Linked DNA regions of Homo sapiens: all the other regions are linked to region 4. The links are chromatin contacts, found by Hi-C or POLR2A ChIA-PET in ENCODE. All regions are on one chromosome and are shown on one strand. The core of a region is the stretch at or near the end of the contact, and the rest is flanking DNA. Distances in the headings are between cores, read along the strand shown. Region 1 overlaps POLR1A (RNA polymerase I subunit A). Region 2 overlaps ST3GAL5 (ST3 beta-galactoside alpha-2,3-sialyltransferase 5). Region 3 overlaps LOC105374843 (a long non-coding RNA gene). Region 4 holds the start of RNF103 (ring finger protein 103). Region 5 overlaps USP39 (ubiquitin specific peptidase 39).

Evidence for each region. A loop is a pair of places that touch in the nucleus more often than their neighbours do. ChIA-PET counts read pairs that join two places held with the same protein, here RNA polymerase II (POLR2A). Pooled maps may share reads with other maps.
Region 1: a loop to region 4 is called in a map of OCI-LY7, with 8 times the contacts of the local background. The contact joins the enhancer-like site here to the promoter of RNF103 in region 4. A Hi-C loop is called at or near these places in 1 of 168 maps with a recorded cell type or tissue (OCI-LY7), 5 of 37 single-sample maps with no recorded cell type and 9 of 50 pooled maps.
Region 2: a pooled map shows a loop between it and region 4 (4-fold over the local background). The contact joins the enhancer-like site here to the promoter of RNF103 in region 4. A Hi-C loop is called at or near these places in 4 of 37 single-sample maps with no recorded cell type and 7 of 50 pooled maps.
Region 3: a map with no recorded cell type shows a loop between it and region 4 (8-fold over the local background). The contact joins the enhancer-like site here to the promoter of RNF103 in region 4. A Hi-C loop is called at or near these places in 4 of 37 single-sample maps with no recorded cell type and 3 of 50 pooled maps. POLR2A ChIA-PET finds 5 or more read pairs at or near these places in 2 of 52 experiments (activated CD4-positive, alpha-beta T cell and activated T-cell).
Region 5: a pooled map shows a loop between it and region 4 (3-fold over the local background). The contact joins the enhancer-like site here to the promoter of RNF103 in region 4. A Hi-C loop is called at or near these places in 1 of 50 pooled maps. POLR2A ChIA-PET finds 5 or more read pairs at or near these places in 2 of 52 experiments (B cell and CD4-positive, alpha-beta T cell).

What each region holds. Positions count from the first base shown.
Region 1 is chr2:86,035,228-86,037,927 of GRCh38, forward strand. The region is part of intron 27 of POLR1A (RNA polymerase I subunit A); the gene reads right to left. Among named protein-coding and RNA genes, the nearest start is that of POLR1A, 69 kb to the right of the region's middle. RefSeq lists an enhancer at 692-751 and a silencer at 1,422-1,471. Within about 2 kb of position 1,349, at least 36 of the 41 ENCODE cell types and tissues checked have a DNase peak (open chromatin) inside an H3K27ac peak, as active enhancers do; they include OCI-LY7, where a contact is called at or near this core.
Region 2 is chr2:85,860,298-85,862,997 of GRCh38, forward strand. It overlaps ST3GAL5 (ST3 beta-galactoside alpha-2,3-sialyltransferase 5), which reads right to left. Exons shown (of 7, transcript NM_003896.4): 3 at 884-995. Among named protein-coding and RNA genes, the nearest start is that of ST3GAL5, 27 kb to the right of the region's middle. RefSeq lists an enhancer at 1,000-1,079. Within about 2 kb of position 1,399, at least 6 of the 41 ENCODE cell types and tissues checked have a DNase peak (open chromatin) inside an H3K27ac peak, as active enhancers do.
Region 3 is chr2:85,993,546-85,996,245 of GRCh38, forward strand. The region is part of intron 2 of LOC105374843 (a long non-coding RNA gene); the gene reads right to left. Among named protein-coding and RNA genes, the nearest start is that of ST3GAL5-AS1, 110 kb to the left of the region's middle. RefSeq lists a cis regulatory region at 333-846 and enhancers at 587-776, 817-996. Within about 2 kb of position 1,431, at least 20 of the 41 ENCODE cell types and tissues checked have a DNase peak (open chromatin) inside an H3K27ac peak, as active enhancers do.
Region 4 is chr2:86,622,522-86,625,221 of GRCh38, forward strand. It overlaps RNF103 (ring finger protein 103), which reads right to left and starts at 1,344. Exons shown (of 4, transcript NM_005667.4): 1 at 140-1,344. The coding sequence starts at 365. All of the region lies in intron 2 of RNF103-CHMP3 (RNF103-CHMP3 readthrough), which reads right to left. RefSeq lists silencers at 165-214, 395-474, 745-1,284, 1,365-1,534 and an enhancer at 1,245-1,539.
Region 5 is chr2:85,636,360-85,639,059 of GRCh38, forward strand. It overlaps USP39 (ubiquitin specific peptidase 39), which reads left to right. Exons shown (of 13, transcript NM_006590.4): 8 at 1,010-1,077. Among named protein-coding and RNA genes, the nearest start is that of USP39, 22 kb to the left of the region's middle. Within about 2 kb of position 1,277, at least 5 of the 41 ENCODE cell types and tissues checked have a DNase peak (open chromatin) inside an H3K27ac peak, as active enhancers do.

The DNA of each region.
Region 1 (2,700 bases), core at 99-2,598, 590 kb before region 4:
AAAGCCCCCTCATCCATTAATCCAGAGAAGAGCTTGTTTACCAGGCACTGGGGACAGGAACAGGATAGCCAGATGAGAGAAGGCCGGGCTTGACTTTAGAAAGATACAATCCCACTGGAAAGAGGGGGTGGGAGAGATGTTTCTGTAAGGACAGGTTCAGGTTAAAGTCCTGACCTGCCACAGACTGGAGAGGAGGGCCTTGATCTCATCTGCAACATGGGATCACTCTCACTCTGCACCCGAGGCTACTGTGCAGAGCAGAGGAGATGGAATGAGGCGGAGTGGGGGTGCGGGGCTCAGCTGCTGCCACACACAGGGCTGCTTCCCTCAGCTGGGCGCCCCAGCCTGTCTCAACTTGTGGCAATGTCACGGCTCTGATGCTTTTGCCCCCAGCATTTCACATCTGGCCTCAACTCTAACTGCCCATCTGCTCCCTCCACCCTGTGCACCCTTTGGGCCTTTGCTTGAGCGGCTCACTCTGCCAGTAACTTCCCTGGCCAATATCTACCTACTGAAGCTGTACTCATCCTTCAAGGCCAGGCCTCAGCAGCTGTAACTCCTCCAAGAAGCCCTCCCTGATTCCCCCAGTTGGGGATGCCTTCTGCCTTCCCTGCCTCTTTTGGTGACCAGGACTTGTGGAGAACGTAGGAGGGAAGGAGGTGAGAAGGCAGAATGAATGGCTGGTGAGTAAGTGGTAGGCATGTGACCAGTGTGCCAGTTTTCCTGGAGGTGCAATTTGCCCTTCTATGGTTTTGCCAAGAGCAGGGGAACTAACGGCCCACAGTGACTGCCTTCTCAAGGTTGTGCAGCTCACCTGAATGTAGCAACAGAAAGGGAACAGGAGGGGCAGGGGCAGAGAAGCCTCCCGTCCCACGTAAATAATTACAAACAGAGCACATGACCCCTGGCGGTTTCTGAACGCGCCTGGCAACAGCTCCACCACCTGCTGTTTGGAAAGTCAGATTCACAGAAGCTACAATTACAGACTGTCAGCTGGGTCTTTTCATGGCTGGGGACCGGAGGCCAAAACTTACAGCCCCTAACTCCTAGCTCAGTGCTCTTTCCACTTCATCTCCCCTGCCACCTGCCAGACAATTTACACAAACAGCCCATGTGATGGGTGCCAGTGCAGAGATCTGGGGGGCCTTCTACGCTTGTATATCTCTACCTAGGGAACCATCTGTCTCGTGCTGTTTTTCTCCAGGCTCTGTCAAGGGTCTCATGACTCCACAGCTGGGAGAAGGGAGGGTGGGGGCAAAGAGAAAGAAAAAGAGGGTGGCAGAGAGGAAGGAAGGGGGAGGGATGGGAGAAAGGAAGGAGAAAAAGCTTCTTGGGGGTTGGCTGCTCTTTTGAAAGTGCACTCACACTTCCTCCCATTTCCTGTGGGCGGCCAGAGGCCTGAACACAGCTGCTCTGCTGCCTGGGGCCTGACAAAGGGAGTCCAGACCGCACCCAGCTCATCCACTGCCCCATCTTTTAGCTCTGCCTAACCCCTCAGCCCCATTCTGCTGAGTCCTTGAGGCCACCTCCACCAAAAGCTACTGCGCATGGCTTTATTTATCACAGATTTTCAAGTTCACAAGCAAAACACAGGGAGGAGTTGAAAAAGTACTTCACGGCTGGGAACAAGCCAGGGCTGTCCCTCATCAGGAAGAAGTCTTAAAAAGTGATTTCCTATTTTCAATTCCATGAGGTAATATAAGTAAAAAGAACCCCAGCATGGGCTGGCGCCAGCCTCATGCCGACCTACCTGCTGGGCTGGCCTGGGCCTCCTGTGAACAGAACTGGGGCAAAACATCTAACTCCGTCCACCCTTAGTTATTCTCTAGAGGCCATGAAATCTGAATTCCCATTTCCCAGAAAACCACTGCCAGGCCAGCACAAACGCCCCCTGCACTTGGTAGTTATGTTCCTCGCTGTTAATTAAGGAGCTGGCAGGCGGGTGCACACAGCACTCCCCTGCCACTCTGCCCAGTGCCCAGATAGCACAGAGGACCACTCGACAGAAGGAATGTTCTCAGCCCAGGCTGGCACCAACGCAGGTGCTCCTGAGGCCCAGCCAACAACAACTTCACCCAGGGCTCGTGAACTGGGGCAGGAAGCACCTGGCCAGTGACCCCCGTCCAAAGGACTGAGTTCACATCCAAGCTCCTCCACCCCAAGACCCACCATCCCAAATGCCACCTGCACAGAGGGCTGGCTCGAGGCCAGGCCCCATAAGGTGAGAGGGCAGAGGGCTGAGGGCAGAAAAGTCGTACTGTGTTGCCCACGCCTGCCCCCGTGACTCAGCGACGAATGGGCATGGCTCAGTATGTGTTTGTGGGATGGCTGAGTGCAGGGAGCTTTCTGCTTCTGCTCTGTCATTGCTTCTCTATCTGAGCAGCTCCCAGAAGACCAAGAACTGGTCTAGATTAGAGGCAGTGGTCAGTGGCCTGTGGCCAGATCCTGCAACAGATGAGAACCATCTGGGCCTTACTGGGCTTTTAAAAACACATGAATTAGTTGCTGATGTTTAAAAGTCAGGAGACCTCAATTATATAAAAGCAAAGGCAAGTAAACAAGTGACCCAAGAAAGAAAAAAACGTAGGGGGTGGGAAGCTTGTTTTCTTTCTTTTTAAATCAAAAGATGTGGCCCCCCGGGCCTCCATTCCTGCATAGTAACAGGTGCCCCTTGAGACAGGTTCCACACTCTTCAGTCTG
Region 2 (2,700 bases), core at 149-2,648, 760 kb before region 4:
CTGGGATATCTCCCAGTCACAATGACTAAAGGAGATAATATATATAAAGCATCCATACATGTCAGTTATCATCCCTCTCATGCTACTTTATTTAAAATCATCTCTTCCTCCATCCTGGGCTAAATGTTATCAGATAATCCAGCCACTAAAATAATCAGTGACATAAGCATTTGATATGTCACTTGATTTGGAAACATAAATGTAAGCTGAAAGAAAAATCTTGCAATGCAATGTGAATTCATTAAAATTAAAAATAAAACACAGGAAGGACAGATGATACTAAGAGAATTTCTGGCCAGGCATGGTGGCTCATGTCTGTAATCCCCGACCTTTGGGAGGCCAAGGCGGGAGGATAGCTTGAGCCTAGGAGTTCAAGATCAGCCTGGGCAACATGGCAAGACCCCATCTCCACAAAAAATAAAAAAATTAGTCAGGCATGGTGGTGCACACCTGTGGTCCCAGCTACTCAGAAGGCTGAGGTGGCCGTGTTCTTGCCACTGCACTCAACCCTGGGTGCAGAGCGAGACCCTGACTCAAAAAAAAAAAAAGGGAGAAAAGAAAAAAGAAAGAATTTCTTTGTTGTTTACTTTATAGCATCAGGGCAAATTAATTCCAGGAGAGGAGCCCTAGAGCCTGTTGGGTTGAGCCCACCTCATCCCACACCCCAGCTGCAGTAAATGGGAGAAGGATACTGTGGAGTAGTTAGTGGTGGGTTTTTAGAAGAAGGTTGTCTTTGGTTTTGGAGTGCTGAGATTAAGTGCTTTCCCCTCTGAGTTCAAACTTTTATTAACATATATTTGTCACACAGTAGACTAATGATATTATAGTTTGAGCATATGCTTGGCAATGTTTTCATTTAAACCACACCAATGGGATATCTAACCTTTACATGGTCAGGGTCCACATAATGCATTTTTTTCATGTCACATTCTTCAGTAGTATAATTTAACTTGAGGATATAAAGGATCCACACTCCAAACACAAGCAATGTACATCTGGAAAAAAATCAATTAGGTATTATGATGTAGTCATGTGAGAATCATGAGATGCAATGTGAAACTGAAAACGGAATCCTAAATGAGTCTGCCTGCTATGCAGCATAAAACTACAATCTTTAAGTTGACATTGGGGTGAAAGGAAGGGGCCATTTCCTATTTTCCTGACAAGATAAACTAGTCATTTATGACTGTCTTTGTTATAAGCAAACACAGAAAAAACTTTTTTTGCAAGAGCACTGTAACAAAATCTGAATCACAATGTCAATTATTGAACTTAAAATCAAGTAATAGACTTGAACTACAGAATCTCGGCTTCAATCTTTTGTGACCTGAAAATTCTGTCAGTCCTTAAAAAAAAAAAAAAAAAAGAAAAGAAAAGAAACAGTTTATTCACAGTACGTCTAAAGAATTCTACCCGGAAGTGAGGCCGACTGGGAAATGAGACAGGACCATTAGTTACCCTTAAGATGACCTAAAAAATATTTTTTACAGATCTGATAAATTCACACTATTATATAGTTTAATACACACACACACACACACACACGACTTGGAGAAAAGAGCTGAGTCTAGTCTTAGTTTTAGAAATCTCATTTTTACTAAGTTCTCCAGTGACACAAACCGCAAGCTAAAAAGTTTCAACCAAAATTTAAGAACCACTGCTTTAAACAATTCTGTTCTTGAAAAAACAAATGCAAGAAATAAAGAGAAAGTAATCCATTTTCTAAATAAAGGGGCAGTTTTTTTTTCAAAAAAATTGCATCTAGCATAATATATTATACATAATAGATGCAAAATATTTCTTAATATTTGAGGATGAGAATACAATGAAGTGTTGCTGGGAGTGTTTTAAAAACTTTAAAATTCTCATTTAAAACAGGCTTCCCATGACAACTTGGACAAGTTGGGATTATGTATAATGATAAGTGAACAGGATGCTATCAATTTGTGTAAAAGTGGGTTTGGGCACGGGGCATGGCAGAGCACACACACACAAAATATTTCTCATATACACAAGAAACCGGTGACACTGGTTATCTTTAAATATGGAGGGTAAATGGGGAGCAGGGATGAGAAGGTGTTTCACTGAGACTCTTTAATACCTTTTGAATTTTCAATCTTGAAAACCTAATATTACCTATTCTTCTCTTCAGCCCCAGAAAAGGTGTTACATTCAGTGCATACACTTCCCTTATTTTGATTTAAAAAAAAAATAAAAGAAAAGGGTGTGAAGGCAAGCCCAGTGTCTGTAGCACATATCAGACTGTGCCTTAATTCCTGGAGCGAGTCCACCTCACCCACAGCCTAAGCAGCACAGGGCGCAGGTCTATCTCCCCTGCTGCCTTGTGGCTGGCGCCCAGCATGACGTCATGAACGTGGTGGGCCTCAATAAATATTGGTTGGTGACTCAAGGGAGGCTGAATGTAACATAAGCCTTATTCTTATAAATTTCCTTTTCCCCTACACTTCCTAAGTCAGTAAAGTGAGACAGAAGACTAGATTGCAAGGTTGGATTTCTATGTTTAGACATGAAAAAAGGGCAATTTTCAACTAGGTTTGACTGGTATATATGTAAAAAAAGACACCTGCCAAGTTCCTCCTTGATTAATTCTATCACTTATTAGGATATAAGGGTGACCTGGCTCAAACACCTGTCATCATTTTTAGTATTCGATATTTAACAGTATTCAAGGGCCTTCAG
Region 3 (2,700 bases), core at 181-2,680, 630 kb before region 4:
GGTACGCGCCTGTAGTCCCAGCTACTCGTGAGGCTGAGCTAGGAGAATCACTTGAACCCAGGAGGCGCAGGTTGCAGTGAGCCGAGATCATGCCACTGCACTCTAGCCTGGGTGACAGAGCAAGACTCCATCTCAAAAAAAATAAAAAAAAATTAAAAAATTAAAAAAGAAGCTGAGGGGCTGGGCGTGGTGGCTCACGCCTGTAATTACAGCACTTTGGGAGGCCATGGTAGATTAATCAGTTGATGTCAGTAGTTCCAGACCAGCCTGACAAACATGGTGAAACCCTATCTCTACTAAAAATACAAAAATTAGCTGGGCATGGTGGAGGGCACCTGTAATCCCAGATATTGGGAAGCTAAGGCAGGAAAATCACTTGAACCCAGGAGGCAGAGGTTGCAGTGAGCCCAGATCGCGCCACTGCACTCCATCCTGCGTGACAGAGCAAGACTCCATCTCAAAAAAAAAAAGTAAGCTGAGGGCTCAAGGGCCACACAGGTCTTCAAGAGGCCCAGCCCGGGATCCGCACACCCGAGAACCCTGTGCTGAGTCAGGATCCCCTTCTGTGGACACAAGATAGGAGTGGTGCTGTCAAGAGGAAGTTCTAAAAATAGACCCTAACATGTAGGGCAGAATATTAGTGGTTCTGAGAACTAGCAGAATCAGAGGCAGAAATGAGACATGTGACCAAAATGAAACCCCACAGCCCAAAGGGTATCTCCCTGGCTCCCCTGGGCCCTCTAGAAAAACTAGCAAAAAACTAGAAAAGCTAGTAAAACTCTTATCATTGGAGCCAGTGGCATTATTGGCCTCTATCCCCACTAAAATGTGAGTAACTTCAAAAGAAAATGCTCTTTTTTTCTTCCTCCAAAAACTTAAAGTGTAACATGTATAAAGAGAATGCATCTTTTTTTTTTTTTTTTTAAGACAGAGTCTTGCTCTGTTGCCCAGACTAGCATGCAGTGGCACAATCACAGCTCACTGCAGCCTCGACCTCCTGGGCTCAATCGATCCTCCCACCTCAGCCTCCTGAGTAGCTGGGACTACTTCCCTAGGGGTCCTAAGGAACCCACCCAGGGGTGTGCTGGGCAGTGTGTAACCACAGCTCTCTGAAAACAAAAGCCCTTAAATCCCTGATGGGTAGAATTGCCAGTTCTCATGGTGTCCCTACTCCCACCATGGTGACCAACATGAAGGTGTGGACGTGGAACTGTGAGGAGAGGAGCATGGTCAGCTTTTTTGAGCTGGTATGAGCTAGCTTCAGCACATCACTGCATCCCCCAGATGTGAAATCTGAGGAGTAAATATCCAGGAATTCAGAGAAATCCTGGGAAATTGGGCACGTCTTTCCTTTCTCAATAGTTCCCCAAAAGATGAGAGGAGCATCCCTGGCTGCAAATCAGGTAAGTTCCTCTCAGGGTGCAGCTGACCCTGATTCCCACCTTGAGTCCCTTTTGCAATGGGGAGGAAGTGAGAGCAGTGGCTCTACCCAAACCAAAGCTTGGGGGTGTCGCACCTTGGGTGGGACTGGCTCCACAGTGTACCAGCTGTGTGACCCCGGCTGAGTCTCCCTGACCTCCGGTTGTTTCTCTGCAGAATGAGTGGGCACAAGGAGGATGAAGAGGGCTCGGGGCACCGCCTGGCATGGATGATGCCATCTGTCAAGGAGAGTCACTGGTAGTGTTTGAGTCCTTAAGCGCACTCACTCCAGGGGAAATGGTGAAGTGGATGGCCATTGTCCTGGGAATCTTTGGGACTGTACATGACGATCATTGGGGCTCTTTTGTTTTTCTAGCCCATCAATGACTGACTTCAGACCCAGCAGAATAAGAAAGCCTTAAACTAGTAGCTTTATGTTCTTTTTCTGGATCTTCCTCTAAATTCTGCAAAGTAAGTGGCAGTGATCCATTTTATAGATGAAGAAACTAAGGCCCAGAGAGGCAATATCATGTCTGGCCTTGCTTCTCTGTGACTTATTTGACTTCTTCCTTTGGAGACCCTGAGAGCCAGGCAAACGTTCTCTAGGACAGACAGGCAGGAAGGTCAGAGGTGGGGGTGGAGGCACTGCTTCCACCCCACCCCCTGCAGAAGAGGCAGGAGTCAGCTGGGACAGAAGGGGCAGACCTGTGAGAGGCCTAATTACGCATCCTCTTTCCTGCCCTCCCTGTGGCATCTTTCCTGTTCCTTGGGAAACACTCTAAGATGGACATAGGTGGGCAGACAGTTTATTGTGTGCCCTGGAGTCAGGACACACAAGGAGAAGGAGGGAGTGGCGGTGGGAGAAACTGGGCTGTGATACAGTCCCAACAAAGACCTTGGCCAAGCCCTGGAGGAGCGCTGGAGCTGGGCTGGACGCTGACAGCTGCCCTGAGTTGGGACAAGAGTACCTGGCCTTTATGCCTTTATATTGACCAGTCATTGGATTTGGGCTGAATTGCTCCCAAAGAGGGCTTAGCTGAGGGACAACCACTGGGGTGCAGGCCCTTCAGTCCTGGAGGAGTCTGGGTAGCACCATGCCTAGTCCAAGTGGAACCGGTGTCTCCACGAGAGGCAATTTCCCTCTGAGTCTTGGAGGCCACATTCCTGAGAGAGAGAGTGTCATGACCCCACTCACTTGTCTGACCCAAGCTACCCAGGTCAAGGGGCACTGGCCAACCCATGGATTGACCAGTGTTTAGGTGAGGCATGCAAGAGTCTCCA
Region 4 (2,700 bases), core at 94-2,593:
GGAAGCTTGGACGAAGAAACCTGGGCAGCTTTAACGCTTCCAGGAAAGGCCTCACTCTGGGGGAACAGCCAGGTACCAGGAGGTACAGGTCGTCCCCTCTCCCAGGTGGAGGGGACCCTAGGGGAAGCCCGATACTCGCCTGACTTTTCCACCAGCTCCCGGACATCCTTCTTCTCGGGCAACCCTGAGTAGCCCAACCCCCGGCACTCCAAAATGGTCTTCAGCTTCTTGAAGCTCAGCGCCACCGGATCCACCAGCTGGGTGGCAAAGATGCCAGTTTCATACCACACAATGGCCTCAAAAAACCTGGCCAGGACGAACAGGACCAGGAAATAGAGGAGCAAGAAAAAAAGCTTCAGCCACATCTTCCCTGGAGTTTCCTCTCTTTCCAGAGAGCTCGGAATACGGGAGAGAGAAGGGTCGAGGGCGGGGGCCGCGGCTCGGTGGCAGCTTGGGCGAGGGCCCCGTGTCCACGCGCGGGCCACCCGGCGCCGTCACTGGCCGGCCATCCCCGGCGGGGAAGCAGGTGACGGGATCCGCGCGGGCGCGAGGCGGCGACGAGGGACGCAGAGACGCAGAGCCTCGCGCCGGGCCTCCCAGTCAAGAGCCGACAAAAATAAAGGGGAAAAACTCAAAACCCCCATCCATTAAGCACAGAAAGGAGAGGGGCGCGGGGAGAGCTCGCGGGGAAGAACAAAACGAGGGACGCTTCCCCCGGGGCGGGCACTGACCCAGGTGGCGGGGTCGGCCCTCCGGTGCCGCGATCTCAAGGGGGAGGGGGAGACCAAAAAATAACTCAGATCCGCCCAGGAGGCGGGGATCCGGGCGGCAGGCCGGGGCCCGAGGGGCCGTGGGGGCCGGACTCCCGCGGCCGCGGGTCAGGAGGGCGCGGCGCTCGGCCGGGCCAGGCCCGGGGCCCAGCGTGTTCTGCGCGGGGAGGAGCGGCCGCCGCAACGCCGCGCCCGAAGCCCAGGCCCCAGGCCCCGCCGACCGCCCAGGCTCCGCGAGAAGAGCGGCGGGCACGGCGGCGGCTCCAGGTTCGCTCGGGCCGGCTGGCGGGCGGCGCCTCTCAGGCGGGCGGGCACTGCGGCCCGGCCCAGGATGGGGCGTCGCGGTCTCTGCAGATGGAATCGGTCTCGGAGGGAAAAAACCAATAATAGGCCCCGAGACTGCTCCTCCAGGCGGCTACCCGGCTGCCTCCCGGCCACTCAGCGCCCGTCCCGCTCGGATGGGCAGTGCCGGTCGCAGCACCCGTCCCCAACACCCCCGCCACCTCCGGAGACCGCGGCCGTACCCTCCACAACCGTGTATCAGCGGCGGCCGCGGCCGGAGCCGAGACATAACAACTGACGTCGCGATGAGGCGGGGCCGGGGCGGGGCCTGCAGGGTGCGCCCGCAGGGGCCGAGGGCGGGGAATTCGGGGAGCCGCGGGGCTACCGGACTACCGAACGAGGGGCGGGAGGAGAGGCGGAGCCGCAGCGTGGTCGGGGCCTTCCCGCGGTGCCGAAAGTTGCCTCTCCGTGCTTTTGCGGCGTGGTCTCCCCTTTTGCCCCTCCAATGTTTAGCAATTGATTTTGTCTGAGGATTAGTCTTTAGATTGTATCACTTTGTGTATTTTTTGTAAAAATAGAGCAGTTAATTATTCTCTTAAAATCGGTGAAAATAGAAATGTACGTTTTTTGATGAATCCTGGTGAACAGGGAAATTTTTGGCACAGTTGGTTTGAGATGGTAGAAGGTTAAACCCAGAAAGCAAATGTTTTGCCCCCTCTTCATGAGAATGTGGCTTTGCACATGTGTGTTGGAGGAGGTTTGGCCAAAACTGGAGTTCGCGTTATACTAGGCCCAGTTGTCGCTGCCAGTTACAGCCTTTTCCCTCCTTCAGTCTCAAGGGTGTTAAAAGCCTGGTGTGGACTCCCTGAGTTCCTAGGACAAAGATTGTCGAGTGTAGATAAGTCCAGGTGCAAAGTTCCGGGTGCTTTATTTTGTACATGGGCCTGGCACAGTGGCTCACGCCTGTAATCCCAGCACTTTGGGAGGCCGAGGCGGGCAGATCACGAGGTCAGGAGTTCGAGACCATCCTGGTTAACACGGTGAAACCCTGCCTCTATTAAAAATACAAAAAATTAGGCCGGCGTGGTGGTGGGCCCCTGTAGTCCCAGCTACTCGGGAGGCTAAGGCAGGAGAATGGCGTGAACCCGGGAGGCGGAGCTTGTAGGGAGCTGAGATCGCGCCACTGCACTCCATCCAGCCTGGGTGACATAGCAAGACTCCGTCTCAAAAAAAAAAAAAAAAAAAAAAAAAAAAAAAGAAAGAAAGAAAAGAAAAAAAAGAGTCACATGGACAAGCATGCGATACCTGGTTCTGTGCTTATAAATTTAACCGGGCCGAGCGTACTCTTTACGTCAATCTCTGTGTCAGTCTTGAGGGAGGAAGGAGTTGGGTTCATAAACTGAACAAGGTTGGCTTTGACCAGCCCCTTTTGATAAGGAAGGAAAAAAAAAACAGTAATTACGGGGAAATGTTACTATTTGTGCAAAACTGTCAACTATCTGAAACTAGGGGTGAAAGTTTTAGGAAGAAAGGGATCATGATCCCAGGTCATGGAGCAAGGGAGGAACGGGAAGCAAAGAATGGACTGTGAGAATGTAGCCTCCGAATGGTGCCCATTTAAAATAAAGTGAACAAGGGCATTTCAGTG
Region 5 (2,700 bases), core at 27-2,526, 990 kb before region 4:
TGGGAGGCTGAGGCAACTTCCCATTCTTTTGTTAACTGTTTATCTGGGGTAGGCTAGTATCTATGTTATAGATAAACTACATGTTCTTTCTGAATAGGCCCCTCTCCATAGTTTTTGCTAGAATATGGTTATAGTCCCAATGATATTTTATTATATATATATTTTGAGACAGAGTCTTGCTCTGTCACCTAGGCTATGCAGTGGCACGGTCTCAGCTCACTGTAGCCTCCATCTCCCAGGTTCAAGCAGTTCTTCTCCCTCAGTCTCCCAAGGGTAGCTGGGATTACAGGCACCCACTACCACGCCCAGCTGATTTTTGTATTTTTAGTAGAGATGGGATTTCTCCATGTTGGCCAGGCTGGTCTCAAACTCCTGACCTCAGGTGATCTGCCCAAAGTGCTAGGATTATAGATGTGATGGTGTCTTGATGTGGGATTGTGGCCTGTTGCTTTTCCCACTGGATGGCCCTGCCCTCTCTACCAGGTGTCTTCAGCCTGTGTTAACCCTCTGAGCTCTCTAACTTGCGTCTTGGCAGGGTTCTAGAACTTGGTTGTGCTTTCTCTCTTGTTGCTTTGATCCTGTTCTGGCCCATCTCTTAGTCTGTCATTGTCCTCTTGTCTTCATTACAGTTTGGACATTGTCTCCCTTTGAAAGTAGCTTATGGTTATGGGAAGTTCCTTGGCTGTACCTTGTTTTGCTTGTGAATTTTTTTGTAATTCATGTATCACCATTCCTTCATTTTGAACACATTTACCTTTTCTTTTATGGACCAGGCCCTGTGATGGAGGATAAAAAGTTGTCTTAAGAGAAATAAAGTAATTATTTACACAAATAATTATAAAGGTACCCTGGTGGTATATAGTACAAAAGGAAACTTCTGTGTTTAGTGAGAGCTCTGTGTCTTTTGCTGGAAGATGCTGGTTTATTTCAGAAATTTAGAAGCTGGAAATATACTTCAGACATGTTTTCCATCCTCACGGAATTTGTCTCTTGCTTCCTGTTTGTGCAGCTATTGTGACTGATGTTTTCCAGGGGTCCATGAGGATCTTCACTAAAAAGCTTCCCCATCCTGATCTGGTGAGTTAATTGAGCCTGGGTCTTGGACTGATTCATATTGCTTGAGGGGACGTAGGGGAGATGAAGAGATGCTCAGAGAACTGACAAGCCTGCTTGCCCTGTGAAGAGGTTCAACAAAGCACCTGCCTAGTGGCAGCTCTGCCTGGTCCCTGTCATACTAGTGCACTTTTTCAGTTTGGGAGTTAGTGGTTGGATGTACTGTGCTGGTTTAAGTGTTCTGGCCACTAGGTGGTGCTGCTGTGTTTTTTCAGAAAGCTCAGCTAAGCTTTCTTTTTGTTTTTCTTAGTCTCCCTCTGTCGCCAAGGCTGGAGTTGCAGTGGCGCCATCTCAGCTCACTGCAACCTCTACCTCCTGGGTTCAAGCGATTCTCCTGCCTTAGCCTCCTGAGTGGCTGTGATTACAGGCGCTTGCCACCACGCCCAGCTAATTTTGTATTTTTAGTTGTGACGGGGCTTCACCATGTTGGTCCAGGCTGGTCTCGAACTCCTGACCTCAGGTGATCTACCTGCCTCGGCCTCCCAAAGTGCTGGGATTACAGGCGTGAGTCACCGTGCCTGGCCCTCAGCTAAGCTTCCTAGATGGTCTTAGAGCTTTTCTTTTTTGAGATGGAGTTTTGCTCTTGTTGACCAGTCTGGAGTGCAATGGCATGATCTCAGCTCACTGCAACCTCCACCTCCCAGGTTCAAACCATTCTCCTGCCTCAGCCTCCGAAGTAGCTGGGATTACAGGCATGCGCCACTATGCCTGGCTAATTTTTCTATTTTTAGTAGAGAAGAGGTTTTACCATGTTGGTCAGGATGGTCTCAAACTCCTGACCTTAGGTGATCCACCTCCCTTGGCCTCCCAAAGTGCTGGGATTACAGACATGAGCCACCGTGCTCGGCCCACTTTCTTTTTTTAATGGATTTTTTTTCCTTTTTGAGACAAGATCTCTGTCACTCAGGCTGAGTGTGGTGGCGTGATTATGGTTCACTGCAACCTCAACCTCCCTTGCTGAAGTGATCCTCCCACCTCAACCTCCCCAGAAACTGGGACCATAGATACACACCACCACACCGGGCTAATTTTTATTTTTATTTTTGTTTAATTTAATTAATTAATTAATTTATTTATTTTATTGAGACGGAGTTTCACTCTTGTTGCCCAGGCTGGAGTGCAATGGCACTATCTCGGCTCACCGCAACCTCCGCCTCCCGAGTTCAGGTGATTCTCCTGCCTCAGCCTCCCGAGTAGCTAGGATTACAGGCGCCACCACCACGCCCGGCTTATTTTGTATTTTTAGTAGAGACGGGGTTTCTCCGTGTTGGTCACGTTGGTCTTGGACTCCTGACCTCAGGTGATCTACCTGCCTCGGCCTCCCAAAGTGCTGGGATTACAGGTGTGAGCCATCATGCCCGGCCAATTTTTTTTTTTTTTTGTAGAGATGGAGTCTCACTGTGTTGCCCAGGCTGGTCTGGAAGTCCTGGACTCAAGCAGTCCTCTCACCTTTGTTCCCAAAGTGTTGAGATTACAGCCGTGAGCCATCACACTTGGCCTCAGGGCTTTTTAGATAGTCTGGTATATAAGCAAAATATCTTTAAAGAAGGAAACCTGTTGGTTCTTAAGTTAATCTAACCAGGTGGT